2 separate regions of the Mus musculus genome follow, and region 2 is linked to region 1. Evidence: chromatin contacts called from ENCODE Hi-C or POLR2A ChIA-PET data. All regions are on one chromosome and are shown on one strand. The core of a region is the stretch at or near the end of the contact, and the rest is flanking DNA. Distances in the headings are between cores, read along the strand shown.

Region 1 (3,182 bases), core at 92-2,591:
TTAGCAGTTTTTAATCTCCCTTTGGGAGAAGCAGGTGCCTGGGAACTGTGGAAGACTCAGGATGCTGGGAAGAGACAGAGCCAGCGCCTCTACTGTAAATTGGAAGGGATTTAGGGATTGGGAAGTAGGAAGCCGGGAAGGCAGAAGCTAATGGAGTTACTGCTGTTTCTCAGAAAGAAGAAAGTCCCCTTTGGGGTTGGGCTTGGGAGCGCGAGGGATCCCCCCCCCCCCGTGGGAAGGGAAGAATTGAAAACCATCGAGAGGCAATAGACTGTTAGTCAGGGTCTGCGGAAGGTCCTACCTGCAGGTCGGTCCCATAGAAGGCAGCCATGGACGCATCAGCCACCAGAAGTGTTTCCACGAAGCGAGCCTCGGACACAAACCTCTTGCTTCTAGTTTTGGATCCGAAGGGTGGTGGCACTTTGCGGGAGTCTTCTGTCTCTTTGAGCAACCCCTCCTTGTCCTGCTTCCTGTCCTCTTCGTTGTCACTTCTCTCCTGTCCCTGCCCATTACCCATCTCCACCTCCCACTCCAGTCCTTGAGGGAGGGGGAAAACTTCGGCGGCAGCGAGCCCGGGGTCTTCGCGGCGCTGTCCCGGCCCCCAGCGCTGCAGGCGATGAGGCTGGTCCAGGGAGTCCCCAGCGCCCTGTGGCTGGATGGTGAACTCCTCGCCTGCCAGCAAGAACGAGCCGCTCAGCCCGCGACACAGGCTCATCGCCGCCAGCGACTCCCGTTCTCCATTCACTGTGCCAGAGAAGAAGCAGCCACGCAGTCCCGGCTCGCCCCCGGCCGCCGCGCTCGAGCCCCCGAGGCGCTCGATCTTGAATTCCGGCGCCAGGAAGCTGGCGTCAGGCGCCAGGCGCAGCACGAAGCCCTGGCCGAAGGCGGACAGGTGGAAGGCGAGCTCGCTCGCGCTGCCGGGCAACCGCGTGGGCACCACTAGCTCCGAGGCCTGCGCCCCGGTTCCCGGCCCCGCCGGGGCGCCGCAGACGAGTGGCGGCGGCGGCAGCTGCAATAGCAGCAGCAGGAGGGGCGGCCACCCGGTGGTGGTGGGGTCGCGGAGCATGGGGGCAGAGTGCTGCGGAGCGCGGGAGAGGGAAGAAGATCGCCGCGCGCGGGCAGGTGCTGGTGGCCCGAGGCGGCCGGGCCGCTCTGTCCAGGAAAAATGATCAATCGGATGGGGAGGCCGACTCGGCTAGCGGCAGCAGGCGCGGCGGTCCCCTGGCGGCCCCTCTGGATCGCGCAGCCCGCTCCTCCTGCGCCAGCCAACCTAGCAGAACTCGAGCAGCTGGCGCCCCGGGCCGCGAGCGCGCGTCCTCCGCGGCGTCCCGTGCAGTCGCCTCCTTCCTCGGGAAACACCGAGTGGGCTGCCGAGCCCTTCGTATTTATACTTCCTTCCCGGCTTTGACATAAGAGGTTTATTTTTGATCGCTCACTATTCCCGTTTCCCCTCCCCTGGGGTCAGAGACAGAAACAGAAAAGGAGAGGAGGGGAAAAAAAAGGGATGAAATGTAAAACCAATCAGGAGTCAGTGAGCCCCTCCCGATAGTTAAGTAGTTAAGTGTCAACTACAGCTTTTTTTTTTTTTTTCCTTTTTACGTGACTACGTGAAGACCCATGCCAATTCCTGTAATGCTGGACAGTCCCCCTGAAGGCGAGTCCTAGATGGGAGAGACACTGGCTTCTTCTTGTGCAAGAGCCAGGTGCTGGGGACAGACACACCCTGCTCTGGCCTCAGAGACAGTATGCAGATTTTTGTACAAACCTGGCAGTGTTAAAAGAGGTTTGTGGGAAGGTTCCAAAGCCTTTAATGGTCAAATACAAAGTGAGAGGTAGGAAAGTCATACTGGAATCACGCTGTCCATTAGGAGCACTTCAGAACTTTAAAAATGCCACCTGGTCAAGGTTGTTTTGTTGCTTGCTTCTGAGCATAGTGGGGGTAGTGAGAGGCTACTACCAGGAAAGTAAAATGGATTCAATACCACTACATTTCTCGTTTCCTATGGGAGGAAGTACTTCACCAGTCTGTCTTCTGATGCACAGCTCTGCCAGTTGCCTTGCTGACACGGGGAAAGGTGGCCAGGTCCCTTATACTGTATTGCCCACAGCTCCAAATACATCTAAATATGTGGGGAGATAATTCACTCTGCCACCTTCCTACAGAAGAGAGTGGGATCCAGCAAGAGTGATGACCGTCTTAAGACCACAAACCACAATCTTTGTATCCACTCTAGTATTACCGGTGCAGGTCTAGATTGGATTCAGAATCAACGTTCTCTCAGTACCAGAACAAGTCCTAGCCCCTCGCCCTGTGTCTTTTCTGAGACAATCATGGAGGATACAGCATTTGGCAGCTCACCTACCCCCAACTACGCAGCTCTTTGCTTATGTGAGGGTGCCTACAGTTGAGTCATTCTTACTTCGTTTGGCCGATCCAATCCATTTCTGTAGCTGTGAAGGATTGGCCTATGCAAAAGACTCCTTGGGACTTGTTACCTACAAAGAGGAGTCTCTTAAATTAACTTGTGTCACTACAGAACCTAAGGAAAGGCCCCAGCACCGCAAGCTCTCTCCACTTTTATAGGACTGCAAAGGAGTGGTTGAATCTCCTTCCTTTGCTGTATAGAGAATTGGAAGTTTGGGTAAAACACTCCTAGAGGCAGGGGAATGGAAAGCATCTCTGTTTTCTACCAAAAATGAACAAGATGCTCATCCCTCAACAGTTTAATATCCCTGGGACAGTGTGACCTGTACGGTTAAATGAGCAATCCCTTTTGCCTCAGGGCTGTGGTGACATTTCAATTACTGGTCTTAGCCATTAAGTTCCTTGTTCAGTATTTTCCAGTGTATCCTTTTCCTTTTTCTTTTTTCCTGGTTGTTGTTCTTTTCTTTCTTGAAACAGGGACTCACTGCATAGCCCAGGCTGGCCTCAAACAGGTATGTGCTGTGACCTCATGCCTGGCTTTCAACTTCTGGTTTTCCATAGTAGTTAGGTCCTTCACGTGTGCGAGTGCCTTCTTTCTTCTTTGTGACTACTATTTTATTGGAGTGCCCAGCTTCTTCTTTCTCTTTAGATGTTAGAGGCTATAACCAGGCTCGGGGAAACTAAGTGTTGCTTGTGTTTTCATTTGGGAAATCTCTGGAAATTGCAGCTGCTACTGTTGTAAAACAGAAAGAACTAC
Region 2 (3,561 bases), core at 518-3,017, 69 kb before region 1:
GTGTGGAGGCCAGAGGACCTTGGGTGTTGGTCTTCACTTTCCTCTATGCTTGAGTCAATTTTTTTTTTTTTCTGCAAATACCTATTTGACTCGAAAGCCTCCAGGCCCGTCTCTGCCTCCCATCTCCCCACAGAAGTGCTGGGCTAACCTATGCTTCCTTTATGCATCCAGCTTTTTGTTTGTTTGTCTGTTTTTTTTTTTTTTTTTTTGTTTTTGTTTTTCCAGACAGGGTTTCTCTGTGTAGCCCTGGCTGTCCTGGAACTCACTTTGTAGACCAGGCTGGCCTCAAACTCAGAAATCCGCCTGCCTCTGCCTCTGCCTCTCAAGTGCTGTGATTAAAGGCGTGCGCCACCACGCCCTGCACATCCAGCTTTTCCTGTGTTCTGGGTGTTTGAGCTCAGGCCCTCACATTTATGTTCTAGTCTCCTTTCACTGCTGTAATAAAGCACTCCAACCAAAAGCAACTTAGGGGAGGGAAAGATTTGGTACATTTCCAGGTCACAGTTCACTGAGGGAAGTCAAGGCAGGATCTTGAAGCAGAAACCACTGAGGAATTCTGCTGCTTGCTCCCACCCAGGGTCATGATTAGCTACCCCCTTTTTATCCAGCCCAGGACCACCTGCCCTTGGATGACACCACTTAACACCGAGCCTAGCCCTCTTGCATCAGTTAACAATCCGGAGACCATCCCATGCCCACAGGCAACCAGACCTAGGCAGTTCCTCAACCTGGGCTTTCCTTTCAGATAACTATAGGCTGTCAGGTTGAGAATGAAAGCTAAGTAGGACATGCCACAAATGCTCGGGTCCACTGAACAGTCACAGTGGAATCTTTTATTTATGTTTTCTGTGTGTGCAGTATGTGCGTCCACGTGTGTGTGGATGTGGCTGTAAGCTGGAGGTTAATATCAGGTGCCTTCCTCTGTTCTCTACCTTAATTAATGTTCTGGTGTATGTGTGTGTGTGTGTGTGTGTGTGTGTGTGTGTGTGTGTGTGTGTGGTACTTGCTTGTGACTGTGTGGAAACATGTATCTCTATGCATGAATGTAGAGGACACTGGGCATCTTCCTCTACTGTCCCCTACATTTTGCCTGAGATACAGTCTCTTGCTAACGCATGTTGTCTGACCAGTGAGCTCTCAGGATCCCCCTGTCTCTGTTCCCTAGTGCTGGGGTTTCAGGTACTCACAGCCATGCCAAGCTTTTATATGGGTGCAGTAGATTTGAATTCGGATCTTCATGTTTGAAAAACAAGTTCTCTGACCCACTTAGCTATCTCCGAGCCCTCCACTTTTTTTTTTTTTTTTTTAAGTCAGGGTCTCTTACTAAACCTGTTTACAGATAGACTAGGCTGGCTGGCTAGCCATGGACATGCAGGGATCTGCCTTTCTTTGCTCTTCCCCACCACCACAGTTACAGACATATACAGATTTTTATGTAGGATCCAAATTCAGGTCCTCGTGCTTGTAAACAAACATTTTACTGACTGGGCCATCTCACCAGATCCTATATTTATATAGTTGATTAAAACAGGAAAAGCTTGGCATGGCTATACCTATAACCCAGCACTAGGAGACAGACCTTTTTTGTACAGTTCAGGATCCATTGCCTAGGGATGGATCCACCCACAATGGGGTGGACCTTTCTATATCAGTTAGCAATCAAGAAAATGCCTCACAGTGGTGTTCACAGGCCAGTAGAATCCAGGCTATCCCTCAGCTGGGACTGACTCAGATAACCCTGGACAGTGTCAAGTTGACAGCTGAAGCTAACTAGGAGGAAGGCCTCCAGGGATAAAACCACATTTCCTGAAGGGGAAGAAATTCCTCTCCAAGACTGCAACACAGAAATCCTGCCTGCTGGTCTGCCCAACAGATTTTAGACGTGACAGCCTCCACACTTATGTGAGCTGACTCTTTAACATAAATATCTCTCTGGCTACATGTATATCCTTTGGGTTCTGTCTCCCTGGAGAACCTTGACTAAATTAGGCTGCTACAGAATTAGTGTATCTGTGAATACAGTGTCAATGTCTCCAAATGATGAATGGGAGAAAGCCCAAGACAGCAGTGACATTGAAGGTATTGACATCTGATGCATAAGAATTCTTTCTCTCCCATACCCCCTTTCACTTGAGACAGGCTCTCTCTTTGTAGCACTGGATACCCTGGAACTCACTGTGTATGTTAGACTGGTCCAGACTCCCAGAGATCTACCTGCCTCCTGAGTACTGGGATTAAAGGCACCCGCCACCACACCCAGCATGAGTACGATCCAGTTCCTCAGGAATCAGGATAGAACTGACTGACTGGATAGGAAGGATTTCAGTCTGGTGTGGAGGGCAAGATATAGGAAATTGGTAATGAGTTCCCTCATGATAAAAGAGTAGAACAGAGCAGTGCTTGCTTTATTGCTTTTGTTTCTTAGTTCTTTTCTGTAAACAAGATTTCCAAAAAGATTGATCTTAAATATAAAGAATTTAGGATTTTGGTTTGTCACAGAGGAAACATCTTTTTGCTTCAGGATGAAAACCAGTTGGAACGTGTCCACACTTAGCTTCAGTTGATTTATTCTCATCAGCTTATTATATGCAAAGCTGAGCGGGCAATGGCCCATATGGTTTGATTTTGATGTCACTTAGAGGAGCTGTTCTCTTGCTTAAATTACCCGGTGGAAGAATTATATTTATTTCTAATTATAGAATATTACATTTAGATGTTTATTCCCTTAAACTTCAAGCTATTTCTCCTATCTGTCCAGTGGGCTTTCCAATCTCTCTGCATACCATGCATTTCCCAAACTCCACCCCAAATAACCATCTGCTCCCACCTCCCACCTCATGCCCCACCTCATGCCCCACACCCCGCCACCACTGTCAATACATTCTACTATTTTTTTGTTTTTTGTTTTGTTTTTTGTTTTTCAAGACAGGGTTTCTCTGTATAGCCCTGGCTGTCCTGTAGACCAGACTGGCCTCGAACTCAGAAATCCACCTGCCTCTGCCTCTGCCTTCCGAGTGCTTCTACCAGAGCTCTTATCTCTCTACACTAGACCCAATTTCCTTCTAAGTTTCTCATTTCAGTGAGTTATTCCTCCATTAGCTAGAAAGCCAAGTGTTCCCATCACCTAAATCTAACTGCTCACTAGGCTTCTGGGTCTTTCCCATCAACCTTTCTTGACTGTATTACTCCCAGATCCTTCCCTTAGCTCAGGAACTTTGGGAAGGTCATAAAACAATTGCCCGTACTGAAGGGAGAGGCTAATTAACATTCCTCAGACCACAGGGTGGGAACCTACCTTCATTCTGCCAGATGGACTGTTGCTGACCTTCAGACAAGGGAAATTTTTGCCATCACATTCCCTAAAGACCAATCAATTTAAAGGGTGCACTGTTCCACCAGTCATACTGTGCCTAGTTGCTGATGCTCTGTTCGGCCCCTGGAAACCATATAAAAATTTCCTGACCGGGCACCAGAGGGTCATGGCCTCTCCTTCAGGTCTGGGGTGACCCCAGTGCAATGGAACAATAAATTCCTGTTGCTTTTTGCATCAGCTCCATGTGG

The links. Hi-C counts contacts between places; a loop is a spot of excess contacts on that map. ChIA-PET counts read pairs that join two places held with the same protein, here RNA polymerase II (POLR2A).
Region 2: POLR2A ChIA-PET joins it to region 1 with 10 read pairs in embryonic stem cell. The contact joins the enhancer-like site here to the promoter of Adamts8 in region 1. A Hi-C loop is called at or near these places in 1 of 37 maps with a recorded cell type or tissue (heart). POLR2A ChIA-PET finds 5 or more read pairs at or near these places in 4 of 5 experiments (Patski and embryonic stem cell).

The regions. Positions count from the first base shown.
Region 1 is chr9:30,940,721-30,943,902 of GRCm38, reverse strand. Adamts8 (a disintegrin-like and metallopeptidase (reprolysin type) with thrombospondin type 1 motif, 8) reads right to left here and starts at 1,341. Exons shown (of 9, transcript NM_013906.3): 1 at 302-1,341. The coding sequence starts at 1,066.
Region 2 is chr9:31,009,982-31,013,542 of GRCm38, reverse strand. No RefSeq gene overlaps it. Among named protein-coding and RNA genes, the nearest start is that of Gm29724, 8.0 kb to the right of the region's middle. Within about 2 kb of position 1,767, at least 1 of the 3 ENCODE cell types and tissues checked has a DNase peak (open chromatin) inside an H3K27ac peak, as active enhancers do; it is heart, where a contact is called at or near this core.